Regions from separate parts of the Homo sapiens genome. Here region 2 is linked to region 1. The links are chromatin contacts, found by Hi-C in ENCODE. All regions are on one chromosome and are shown on one strand. Each heading gives the region's core, a stretch centred on a gene start or an enhancer-like site at or near the end of the contact. The rest is flanking DNA. Distances are from core to core; before and after follow the strand shown. Region 1 holds the start of OSTC (oligosaccharyltransferase complex non-catalytic subunit). Region 2 holds the start of AP1AR (adaptor related protein complex 1 associated regulatory protein).

Evidence for each region. Hi-C counts contacts between places; a loop is a spot of excess contacts on that map. Pooled maps may share reads with other maps.
Region 2: a loop to region 1 is called in a pooled map, with 17 times the contacts of the local background. The contact joins the promoter of AP1AR here to the promoter of OSTC in region 1. A Hi-C loop is called at or near these places in 8 of 50 pooled maps.

What each region holds. Positions count from the first base shown.
Region 1 is chr4:108,647,065-108,653,783 of GRCh38, reverse strand. It overlaps OSTC (oligosaccharyltransferase complex non-catalytic subunit), which reads right to left and starts at 3,185. Exons shown (of 4, transcript NM_021227.4): 1 at 2,990-3,185. The coding sequence starts at 3,128. It also overlaps the pseudogene RNU6-431P. RefSeq lists enhancers at 275-789, 2,232-2,281, 2,896-3,245.
Region 2 is chr4:112,228,133-112,234,851 of GRCh38, reverse strand. AP1AR (adaptor related protein complex 1 associated regulatory protein) reads right to left here and starts at 3,065. Exons shown (of 10, transcript NM_018569.6): 1 at 2,678-3,065. The coding sequence starts at 2,760. It overlaps AP1AR-DT (AP1AR divergent transcript), which reads left to right and starts at 2,702. Exons shown (of 1, transcript NR_186684.1): 1 at 2,702-5,291. RefSeq lists enhancers at 2,271-2,320, 2,345-3,292 and silencers at 2,531-2,800, 2,961-3,240.

The DNA of each region.
Region 1 (6,719 bases), core at 1,936-4,435:
AGAAATGTCTGTTAGTTGACCAACTTCAACACAGGCCTCTTTTCTCAGGTCTAGACTCCCATCTGCACATGTGACATATCCAACTAATTTTACCCCAAAACAACCTCTGGTGCACCATTTTCCACCAAAAACTTTGTTTTCTCAATCTCAGGAAATGATACTTCCATCTATTCAGGAGCTCAAACCAGAAACCTGTAAGATTCCTTCCCACTTCATTCTTCCCCTACACCCAGTGAATTCAAGACCTACTGAATCTACTTCCAACATATCTTTCATTATATTATCCTAATCTCCACTACCATAAACCTTGTATAGTCTAAGTCAACTACAAAGGCCACCTAATTGGTCTTTTGGTCTCACATTTGCCCTACGTTTCCCTCTGCCTAGCATATCCTTTCCCCGAACTCTTCAGATTTTGGCTTACATATCATTTCCTCAGGAATCATATCGAATCCAATCCAGATGATGCTTCCAACTCCCTTTAGTTTCTCAAAAACCTCTTGTTCTTTTCTTTCACTGTATTTATAACCATTGTTTGTTTGTTTTTATTTTTTGAGAGAGGGTCGGGTCTTGCTCTGTCACCCTGGCTGGAGTGCAGTGGTGCCATCACAGCTTACTGCAGCCTCAGCTTCCCAGGCTCAGGCGATCCTCCCACTTCAAACTCCTGCACCATAGTCCCAGCTACTTGGGACTACAGGCGTGCGCCACCAGGCTCAGCTAATTTTGGGGTTTGTTTTTTGTTTCTGAAACAGGGCCTTGCTCTGTTGCCCAGGCTGGAGTGCAGTGGCACCATCTCGGCTCACTGCAACCTTCACCTCCCGGGTACAAGCAATTCTCCTGCCTCAGCCTCACAAGTAGCTGGGACTACAGGCGTGTACCACCACGCCTGGTTAATTTTTTGTATTTTCAGTAGAGACAGGGTTTCGCCATGTTGCCCAGGCTGGCCTCGAACTCCTGGGCTCAAATGATCCAACTGGCTCAGGCTCCCAAAGTGTTGGATTACAGGCGTGAGCCACTGCGCCTGGCCTGTTTTTGTGAACATTTTTAACGGACAAAAAAATTAAGTGACATTTAATATGTCTCATCTATGACATTATAAGCTTCAGGAGGTCAGGGTCCTTATGTTTTGTTCTATTATCTCCAGTACCTAGTGCCTGAAACTTAACGGGACTCAGTATCTATTTGCTGACTATTTGTCAGCAACAAATAGTTTATTTATAAAGGTGCACTCAGTTTTTAGAAGAGACTTCTTCCCTTCCAGTGGCAAAACCAATTCATCATACAAGATACCTCATAGACCTGGCCACTAAAAAGCAACCTTTCCACTTTCCCCCAATGGTTGGGACAAAGAATCTCCCCATTACAATAATCAACAGGAGAAAAAAGAGGGCCACAAAGAAAACTGAGGCTTCTCGCAAAGAATCCGACTCCAAGGGAAGTAAGGGTTACAGGAAAGAAACTAGCATTATTCATTATTATTATTGAATAATGACTTTTTTTTTGTCCAACGACCTTCGTGAACTGTGCAAAAATATGGAACGCTTCACGAATTTGCGAGTCATTCTTGCACAGGGGCCATGGTAATCTTCTCCCTATCATTCCAATTTTAGTATATGTGCTGCCGAAGCGAGCACTCAATAATAATACTGAATTATTCTATATTATTTATTTTTAAAAGTCTATTATTTTTAAAAGCCACATGCATTTTAAATTTTGTTTATTCAGTACAGTAGCTATTAACTTGATGAGCAAATGTTAATGGTTAATGCTAATGCAATGCTAGATAGTATCTTGTTACCAAATAAGTATTTAAATGTAACTCAAATATTTAAATGTAATTTATTTAAATGAACGTAAGTTAATTCTCACTATTCTAGATTGGGGGAAGGAGGTAAATTCAAAGGTGCTTTCTAGAACTCAGCTCTCTCAGTTTGAATCCTCCCCCTTCAGTGCCAACTATTCTCACAAAACATCTATGAAAATAACAATTATATGGCCACTCCCTTAAAAGTAGAACTACTTTTGCTATCCCAAATCCGTAGCTTTAATTTTATAATTTCCAGGTTAAGTACACCACTTCCCAAAATCTAAATTAATTTTATAATTTCCAAGTTAAGTACACCACTTCCCCAAATCTAAATGTACACAGTAGCACAGTTCTAAGTAAATCTTGGAACTGTGGCCTGAAAGGGTAGTGGCTCTGAAAAGACTAGCCGGATTGCCAACTCACCAGTACATAAGGCAACGCCCCTTTGCAATTTTCTATTTGAAAAGGACAGAATAAGATGATAGACAATTCAGAAGCGTTTAATAGTAATGCTATTTATCTTATTTTTTTAATTCTCAACTTCTGCCCACTGAAATACAGTATCGTCTGCAAATCTCATCTCCAATCTCAAATATTTATCAAACCTGTGATTTCAGAAAATTCCATTGATATTTATTGTAGGTCATGCAAAAGGCAACACAGAACCCTAGGTTTGAGCCAACAAAACTAAAGATTGTCAAGTCTCTTCCAAGATTCCAGGACAAAGATAAGTTTAAAAGTCCCACAAGCTCTTGACCAACCATGGAAGCGGAGTTGGCCAAATTAGACCTTCCCAGGACCTTTATCAAACAACCAACCATGGAAACGGAGTTTGCCAAATTAGGCTTTCCCAGGACATTTATCAAACAACGTATGGCAAGCAACAAAAAGAGCAACAATTTGGCCTTGAAAAATATATTTGACTCGGATCCCTGGGATGGGAGGGCTAGAAGGAGAAGAAAGGCAATGGGAGTGAGAACACGAATTCTCTTAAGACAGGGCGTGAAGGCGAATAAACTTGGACGTTAACACTTCGGACCCCAGAACTCCCCTCCACCCTCAGAAAAGATCCAAAGCAGAGCTATGCTTCCCCCGGGGCTGAGAGTCAGCGGAACAGACGCGCCTCCCGGGGCGGGTCAGTTCTCCGCTCCTCAGCCTCTCGGGCCCGACAGCCCGAGTTACCTCCGGTGATGAGGAAGTAAGACACCACCACCAGAGCATACACAGTCATGGCCGACGGCATGTGCAACCAGGGCGGCTTCTTCAGCTTCAGGTTGGGACATTCGAGCACTAAGAACGGGACACGGTACAAAGTCTCCATGTTGGTGGCAGCAAGGGCCGTTCTCGGCCTCAAGCCCCACGCGCCTCCCGGAAACAGGCCCGCCCTCCCTAACAAGTGCGCGTGCGCGAGGAAAGGACCCGCAGATCCGTAAAGCTCGGAGGTGGTTACTATACTCATAGAAGAAAATAAGAAACTAAATAAAACAAATAAATGATATGAATAAAGTGTTGTAAATTATTTAATCTAATTAAACTTACATTGTGATAATGTACTCTACATTTTTCTAATGGATATATAGGTGATTTGTGTACCTTCAAGGACCTGCGGGACTTCTAACGTGGCCAAGCCGGAGAAGCGGAGGCCAAGGAATCTAGGTGAGCCCCGCCCACTCGCTGACGCAGGGGATTTGAAAGCTGATTGGACAGGGGGCGCTCCCGGTTCCCAGAGCGGGAGATGAATGGGAACTTTTGGATATAAATGCCTTTTATATTAGAGGTTTTTTCAAGGGTTAGGAAAAGCCGGAGGCTGCTGAGCTTTTACTTCCCGATGTAGTCGTGGTAATAATAAGAATTAATAATAGTTGCTAAAGTAATATGTTACCAATTTTTTTTAAACATCCAGCCTGGATCACAAATGTCAACAGGACATCTCTACAGGGATGCCTTAATGCTGATAGCTTGGCGTGACCATAATACTATTTTGAATAACTCATCCTCTCAACTTTGCTCTTCCCTTGGTCATCTGTATGTCGCTAAAAGGTAAAATCCCTCTGGCCAAAAATCTTAAAGTCGTCTGGATTTCTCTCCTTACTAACCTTCTGCATCCAAAATATTAGTAGGTCTCTTTGGCTGTACTACCAAAATATCTCCAATTCATCTGCCCCTCACCATTCCACCACTGACACCCTAGTGTGAACCACCGCCATCTCTGGTCTGGGCAACATTTACAATCCAAATAGATGAAAATATATGATGGAGAATTAGTCATTAGGGATGGACTAGAAGGTCTAAAAGATTTTTTGTTTTCTGTTTTGCTTTTCTTTTTTATATAATCTTTTAAGACTCTACAAATGTTAACTTCCTTTTGGAGCAAGAGTTAAGAGTCACTGATTACATAAGTCCAGAGCATATTGACACATTATAGAGCCAATGTTTTTATATTTTTTTATTTGCTTGTTACTAAGCCCGTGGTTATTTTTACAGGATGCCATGTATTGGTTCTGCACTTCTAATTAGCTAACAACTCAATTGTTAAGAAATTGCTTGAAGACGGTAATGAAAATACTATCAAAACATTGTAGTATCCAATTCTAAGTACAGTTGAGGCTTGCTGCCCTTACTGTTCATTAGTGAGAGTCTCTCCCAGAGTCATATTGCCTATGTCTTAACGGAGCCACACGAATCTTAGGTTATGTAAAGGCCAATGATAACACCAATAATGAATGCATTTACACCAAAACCAGCGTTTATATGTAGGAAGTTTCTCTGGGCACTGTAAAGCAGAATGTTTCTGAAATTCCCACAGTTTTATAAGTAAGGAACACTTTGGAACAATTAAAATATTTTGCTTTGGTATGAAGAAAAAAATAAAAATAAAACATTTTGCTTTGGAAAAACATAGGGATTAAAGGTTTTTAAATTTCCTTTATAGCTTAAAAAGGAATCTAACATTAATTAACCACTGCTTGGCAGGTACTATGTTAAGTGATTTACATTTGTGCTTATATACTCTTCATGACAATTCTGTTAGGTAAATACTAGTATAACTGCTTTACATATGACAAAAGTGGCTCCTGGGAAGGGAAATAAACTCAAAAAGTGTAGTATAGTCTGTGACTGGATGAGACCTAAAAGGCAATTGCTGTAGAAGTAAATAGATTTAAGACGTTTAAAATGGTATACGTTTATATACTTATCCTTCTTCCTGTGTATACTAGGGACACATAATTTCTACCTACATTGTGGAAAACATATAAATTATTAATATATAATTTTTAAATGAAAAATTAATTTCATAAATAATAAAACTGCCAAGTCAGAACACACTGCATTCATCTATATGTTAAATTATTACTATCACTTTCCAAAAAGTAAGTTTGCTCCAGGAACCAATTCATTATTATTTTTTAACCTCTTAAGCTTTGAAATATTTTTCAACATGAGTTTGTAATATTCTATAAGCCACGTATAAAAGAGACCTTTCATGAGTAAGATATGCATATCTGTTATCATCCATGTCCTAACCCACAATTCCTACAGAAAAATGTTCTATTTAAACATAACATAAACTCTGTAACTGAAAACCAAAGAAATAATGAATATAGCAGTGGGCATTAGAGCATGCCCTTAAATAAACATATAATCAATCATTCAGTGGTTTTCTATTTATAGATGAAGAAGGAAAAATGTTGAGAGAAACACAGTTTACAATATAATATGCAGTAGAGCTGTCATCTTAAGCTACATATAAAAGCAAATGTTAATAATTCTTACTGTGCACAAGCAAATATATATTCAAAGAAGAAAAAAGTGTAAAGATGGTATCTACCAAGCTTTCTGTGTTCATTGTAGAATATTTTAATAAAAAGCCTTGAAGTCAGAAATGGTTCTGCCAGCCAAAAGAGAGGGAGAGCTCCACAAATAAGTTTTTAACTAAATTCTAAACAAACTAGAATTACAAAGGCTACAAATATTGTTGATTTCTGTTTATTTAAATATGTGTTGGAGAGGAAATTAGTAGCTTTGTTTTTTGTAGGATAATAATACTAATATTAACCTGGATTTTTATTTATGAAGACATTTTGCAGTTTGGTTGACAGTGTCTTGAATTATGTTCTTTCGCGCTAGGTTCTGTATAAGCATGAGTACGAAGCACTATTATGTCTCATGATCTAAATAAAAACTCTTTCTAATGCAATATTGTGGGGTTTGGTGTTATTGTTGTAGTTATTTTACATTTTGAAGGTTGTTTTTAAAATTATATGCAAGTAATGGCTGGGCACGGTGGCTCATGCCTGTAATCCCAGCACTTTGGGAGGCCTCCTCACCTGAGGTCAGCAGTTCGAACCCAGCCTGACTAACATGATGAAACCCCATCTTTACTAAAAAATACAAAATTAGCTGGGCATGGTGGTGTATGCCTCTAATCCCAGCTACTTGCAAGGCTGAGGCAGGAGAATGGCTTGAACCCGAGTGGCGGACGTTGCAGTGAGCCGAGATCGTGCCATTGCACTCCAGCCTGGGCAACAAGAGAGAAACTCCATCTCTAAAAATAAATGAATAAACAAATAAATAATGAAAATAAGAAATAAAATTATGCAAGTAAAACATAGGAACCTGCCCAATGTAAAATAATTAATTTATTCAAATATTAGAGACACATATGGAACGAGTTTCCCATTATCACTATTCTAATTTTAGTTCTCCTTCCAGAGGTAGTGAGATCACTGAGTTCTAGAATGTACAATTGGGATAAATGTACTCAGCAAATGGAAAAATCACCATATTGGTTTCCTGACCCATATTATGAGGGCTTTTATGGCAGGAAAGTCTAAGTGTAACCAGTAGAACTGCTTTTACCTACAGAAATAATAAATCTAAAGTGACTTCAGTGGCTGATGTGCTATCAAAG
Region 2 (6,719 bases), core at 1,816-4,315, 3.6 Mb before region 1:
CCTGTGAAGTCTAGCTTAAATCAAGCTAAAAAAGTTGAGGACACCCTCTTCTTTTGTGGTCACTACAAAGACATATAGGATCAAATCAAGTTTTTGTGATTACTCCTCAACTTTTTCACCTTTAGAAGAACTACTAACTATCCAGACCTATACTTGAAAGAAAATCAAAACAGCTGATAAAAAAAAAAAAAAACTAAAATAAGAGTTTAACCTTATTGCACAAGTAACTATATCCATCTGTCTCTACATGCTTACTGGAAGCTGCTAAAACAGTATTAAAATTGATGTTAAACAATAAGTTAATCAGAAAATTCAAGTAAGGGAACCGTCAAATCCTGTTTATAGACTTAAAGTAATAGGATCAATATCACCATTATATAATTTTAGATGACAGTGTCCACAACCTATAAACTCTCACTGCCTCCACAGGACTTGTTCAAAGAGCTTTGCCCACAAACAGTAAAAATCCAACCACAAGTTGAGTATACCTAACCCCAAAACCCAAAATCTGAAATGTTCCAAAATCTGAAACTTTTTGAGTGCCAACATGTTACTCAAAGAAAATGTTCATTGGAGAATTCTGGATTTCAGATTTTCAGATACTACACCAGTATATAATGCATATATTCCAAAATCTGAATAAAAATCTGAACTCCAAAGCAAGTATTTCAGATAAGAAATACTCAACCTGCTGGCCGGGCGCGGTGGCTCATGCCTGTAATCCCAGCACTTTGGGAGGCCAAGGCTGGCGAATCATGAGGTCAGGAGATCAAGACCATTCTGGCTAACAGGGTGAAACCCGGTCTCTACTAAAAATACAAAAAAATTAGCCGGGCATGGTGGCGGGCGCCTGCAGTCCCAGCTACTCAGGAGGCTGAGGCAGGAGAATGGCGTGAACCCGGGAGGCGAAGGTTGCAGTGAGCCGAGATCGCGCGCCACTGCACTCCAGCCTGGGCGACAGAGCGAGACTCCGTCTCAAAAAAAAAGAAAGAAATACTCCACCTGCTTATGTTTTTATGGCATATCTACAGACAATTAACACTCACGCTGATTCATGGATTTCCTCCTGCCACCTCCCTGTGCTGCCAAGCTCACGAGCTGAGGGAGTAGAACCTACAATTTTAATGCCGTACTCTACGGAGACCCCATGAAAAAAACAAAACTAAAGTCCACAGACACATCATGTAGTCCAAAGTCAAATATAAAGTTTTTTGCTTATCCATTTAGAATGTAAGTACTGCTCCCTCACCAACCAACTTTCTTGGAGTTAGAATTTAACGCCCTGTAACACAACTACAAATAATAGTAAAAGCCAAAGATTGTGTGGCATCTAGTTATTGGGCAAGCCTACTTAAGCAGCTTGACCTTGTAAGTTTCATTCACACACAAAAATTATAAATACTTAAACCAGATGATCCTGGATGACAAGATAAAACAACTGTCATGTCCCACTCAAGAGTAATAACTCATAAATTAGGGAAATCGAAATATTACACTAGGCACAAACTGCAAATCCTTGCCCTTCCATTCTAGGGATACTTAGTGTAAAACCTTAGCTATTTTGTATCAGAGAGGTGACACAATGCCTAATTAATGAATGAGAATCCTATATTTTATAAGATCTCCATTACCAAAGATTCAAATTATGATCATTTACTGCAATTTATTTATGTTGAACATCTTATTACCCAATAATGTTAGTTAAATGGAACAGATTATGAAAAATTAGCAATCTGTTTCAGAAAGTGCAAAACAGTCTTAGTCCTTACACAAACTGGCTTGGTTCAGATTTTCAATTCTAGGTTTGAATTCCGGAGGGACATTTAATAACAACAAAGCCAACCCCAAAGGAATTTGCTCTAATTTTTTCAATATATATGAAATAAAAAAACACAAAAACGGAATTATGAAATTACTATTCTGTGGATGGTGCATATACAAAACCTAAGCAATATCCCAGGTTTACTCAAGAGAAGTGAAGTTCAGAAGGACTGCAATTTACCTAATGTTACAGGACGTTTGAGTAGCAATCAGGGCAAGGAATTCCTCTCGAAATTTCAAAAACTTAATACGAAAAAATTACACATTGTCCCTGTAGTTATGAGCACCAAGAATCTGAATGCCCATTGGGAACTCTGCAATTCAGCAAGTCTTTGTAGCTACCAGAGTTCATCAGTATCTGGAACCTTATTTTACTCCAGCATCCAAATGACTTCTACTTAAAATCAATCTGAGGCATTAACTCCGGAGCCAGATCCCACCTGCTCTGCCAGGGCTAAAGAGAGGGTCAGATACAGGGATACTAGCTTTGGCGTTAAACCTAAGCTCAGCGCAGGGTGTGTCCAGGTTGCCGTGGAGCCGGTCCTACAGCCCATTAGCGCGAAGCTACCCCTTGTTTCCTGGAGATGATGTCTCCCGTGACTCCTTCCCCGCGTGACAGGGCGCCCTGGCAGGAGGGACACCCCGCCCCCTCTTCTACCTCTTTCCGAGGAGGCCCCAAGACCGGACCCCAGACTGGGCCTCCAAGACGACCACCAGTCTGACGTCTGCTAAGCAGTGAGTGTAGCAGGGCTCTCGACCGCCACCTCCAGCCGCCGGGGGACGGTGAAAGGGATTCCCCGCCGGGGGCCGAAGAGGAGGAGCCACGGGGGCCGGGCCCCTCCCCCAGCGGGCTTACCCTCCGCCGCCGCCTACTCGCTGCAGCCGCCCCGCTTCCTTGCGAAGCAGTCCGAAGCACTGCGTCCAGCAGCAGTTCCCCATCGCATGCCGCCCAGGCGCCGCCGCTCCTCCTCCTCCTCCCGCTCAATGCCCAAACCCAGGCCCGGCAGCTGCATCCGCACGGCACGAGCCGAAATGGGGTTCAAGGACCGAGGGCGGGCCGGCCAGAGCCCGGCGGCGTGAGGGCACGGGGCGACGAAAGACGAGGCGCTAGGGAACAAAGGCAGTGTTTACTCCAGCGGCCGCAGAGCCACCGCTGCGCGAGGGAGGAGCACCGGGCTCAAGGCTCTGGACTCCCTCGCCGTCCGCATGGCCCTTCTCGCCTCAGCTCCTAGCCCAGCGTGAGTGACCGCCTCCAGCTGCCGAAGGAGGCCAGTCCCCGCGAGCCGAGCACCCTGGCCCCGCCCCCAGCGCGCCCAGGCCCCTGCTCGCCGCCAACGCTGCCACACCCCCGGCCTCTCCCGCGCCCCAATTGGGCGCGCTACCTCGGTGCCCCGCCTTCTCTGGCGACCGGCCTGTGCGTCACTTCCGCTCGCTCCTGGTTCAGCCGCCTCTGCCTGCGAGACGGTTCAATTCCTGCGTGCGGACGTTTGTTTTGTTGGACCTTGACCTGACTAGGAAATTTCCCTCTCTCATTGCAGTTTCGGGCATCCTCGTCCGGAGCACGCTGGGCGTGGCATGGCTAAGGCTCAGCCTTCGAACTTTGTATCAAAGGCGTGTGAGGAGCCAGAGTCCCAGGCCGGAAGTCATAAGTGCGAAGGGGCGTTTCTCTGCACGGTGTGCTTAGTTTTTGTTAATACTGCACCATAAGCGGAAAATAGACTCGGGAACTGATTGAGGTTACTTTGAACGCACCAAGATTTTTTTCCGGTCTCTGGTTTGTGTCTTAATTTCCATACTGTTAATGTTTTAGGGAAACGTAATAATGGTGCATTATTGTCCTCGTTTTGTTTGAAAATCAGATCTTCACATAATTTTGGGTTGGGTAGTTGGGGTTCAGAGGAAATTGGCAAGAGGGCTGGGGTTTTTCGGGGACGTCAGCGTTGCCATTCCAAGCATGCTGCCCAGAACTGCTGTAGATGGGAAGAGAAAGCTGCTCTAATGTGTCCGCAGCCCTCTCAAGTGCTACCATATAATTCGCGTCTTGTTTGGCCTCAAGACAGTTGGCCTCACAATAGATATAAGATGTGGTTTAGTAGACACCTCGTCCAGTGGATAGGAGGATGCTCTCATGGACTGGACACATCAAGTTTTTAGCCTGTTTAATTAAACCTAGAAAAATTGTTACATTTTAGAAAGTTTTTATTGATGATAAAATGTTCTCTGAACTCATTTTCTTGCTTCTTTAAATACGTATCTGGTTTCAATCTTAGCACTGCTACTTACTAATGTTTATTTTATTTGGGTTTTAGTTGTTTTGTAATCAGAAGCATAGGATAACATTTGTCCCAATGGTTTGCTTTCAGTGAATGTTGGGATGACCGAATGACTTCCTAGTGAAAGCATTTTCTTTTCTCCTTCCAACCCCTGAAATTAGACAAATGTATTAATGAAATAATCATTAAAATTCAACTATAAATGTTTACAGAAACTGGTACATCTATCCTATGGAATATTTAGTAACAAATAGGAACACAGTATTGATGAACACACCCTGAAATGAATCTGTAGGAAATTATGGTTAAAGAAAAAGCCAATCTCAAATGCTTATATACTGTGTAATTCCATTATGTAACATCTCAGAATTGATAAATTTATGTAAGTGGACAACAGAATAATTGATTGCCATGGGTCAGGGAATGGAAATCCTGCATCTTGTCTATATTAATGTCAGTATTCTGGTTGTGATATTGCAATAGTTTTGTAACATGTCACCACTGGGGGAAACTAGATTAAAGATATACACGGTCATCTGTATATTATTTCTTAAAACTGCATGTGACACAATTGTCTCAATATAAAAAGTTTGATTAAAAAAATGCAGCTATAGACTTGACAGCACTTCCTATAGACATTCTATAAACCGTTATTAAAACTGAATCTCACTTAAAAATAATTTTTTTATAGTAAATCTGTTCTCTCAGTTAAGGATATGAATGATCCTCAGAAGCAATACAAATGAATAAGACATTTAAAAACTTCACTAAGCAAAATAATGCAAATTAAAATGCATGTTTTAGTCATTTGTATTGATTCACTTGTCAAGTTAACAAAGCTTTACAGTTAGAAATATTCAGTATTTGCAAGGATACAATGAAATGGTACTATTCTAAACTGCTGCAGATAATGAAACTCATTCTGAGAAATTATTTGGAAATACCAAGAGCCAGAAACAAACTAAATGCTCAAAAATTGAAGGATGATTAAATTTGCTGGTGTATTCTTGTTATATAGACATAATAAATATATTTTTTAAAACAATATGGAAAAATGCTTGCTGAATAATGTGTGAAAAATCAGGATAGAAAATTATATGTATGTTCCAAATGATGTTTAAAACAAAACATATACATTCTTACATTCTTTCTTACACGTGTTTCTTGAAAATAAAGGCTGGATGGTAAATATCAAAATGCTAACAGTAATTATTTCAAGACTGTGAATGTTGGGAGCTTTATTTCTCTTCTCTATTTTCTCAATTTTGACAATTATTATTTAATACTTCTGTAATCAGAAAAAAATGTTTAAATCTGACCCTTCAGTAGAAAAGGTTGATAACCAGTTCAATTAGAGTTTGATCACAAATGCAAGCATTTAGAAATGCAGAATTTTGCCCCGCAGTTCAGCTAAAACCAGGTTCTTGTCACATGACAAGGAAAACTTAGACACGTGGACACATTGAAGGGTGAGTAGAGCAGGATTTTATTGGGCAAAAGGAAAAAGAAAAAACTCACCAAAGCGAGATAGAGTCCTGTTATCAGGCCCCCACCTCATAGACTGAATCCCAGGCTACTGCACAGGGACTGAAAAGGCACCTCACAGATTGAATCCCAAGCCACCACATAGGAACTGAAGAGGCCAGCCTCCTTCCCCTGCCCTGGTTCCACCCCATTCCCCCAGTGCGCATATGGGCATGTTCACACAAGGCACTGGGCAGGTTCCCTCATCTGCACAAAAGCATCTGATGTGAACACTTGTGGGGCAGGTGGGAGATTTTTCTGGGGACCCCTTTTTGTCTGCCTAGGCATTTGGCTGTCTCCGAAAGTAATGATAACTTGAATATGGGTAGATTATAATAAATTCAGGGGAGCTACTTAATTTTTTTTCTACAAATGTATTAAATAAATTACCAAGCTAATCTTAGAGGTTATTGGAATTTATCATTGTGCAATTTTTCACCAAATTTGACATCAAGAATCTTCATGGTAAGTTTTAAGACTTTTTAAACATTCAGTTAAGTGATGATCTGCTTTTAGTTAAACAGAATTAGCAGGGAAAAAACCCGTAACTGGAATGGATGTTTGAGAGGCAGATAAACTTCATTTTATGGTTGAGAAAGAGTAGTCTTTGAGGAATTAAATGATTTGCTCAAGGTCATACAATGAATTAAAAGTATAATATGAAGAAATCTCAGGCCTCCTGACAGACTTGTGCCTTCTGCCATGCTTCAGTACTGCTTCCTCGACTCTTACATTTGGACATGGGTATAAAATCAGTAACGACCATAGTCACATGTATTCTGATAAGATTTATAAGTTTAATTCATCATTGCTAGAGAGTTCATTTAGAGCTGGGTGTGGTGGCACGTAACTGTAGTCCCAGCTACTCAGAAGGTGGAGGTAGGAGGATGGTTTGAGCCCAGGAGTTTGCGTTCAGCCTGGGGAACATAGCAAGACCTCATCATTTCAAAAAGTTCATTTATATGACAGTTGGCTACGCAGAATATTTAACTTGTCAGTAAGATACACAAACACTTAGATTATCTACAGTGGGACCAAGCACAGTGGCTTACGCCTGTAATCCCAGAATTTTCGGAGGCTGAGGTGGGCAGATGGCTTGAG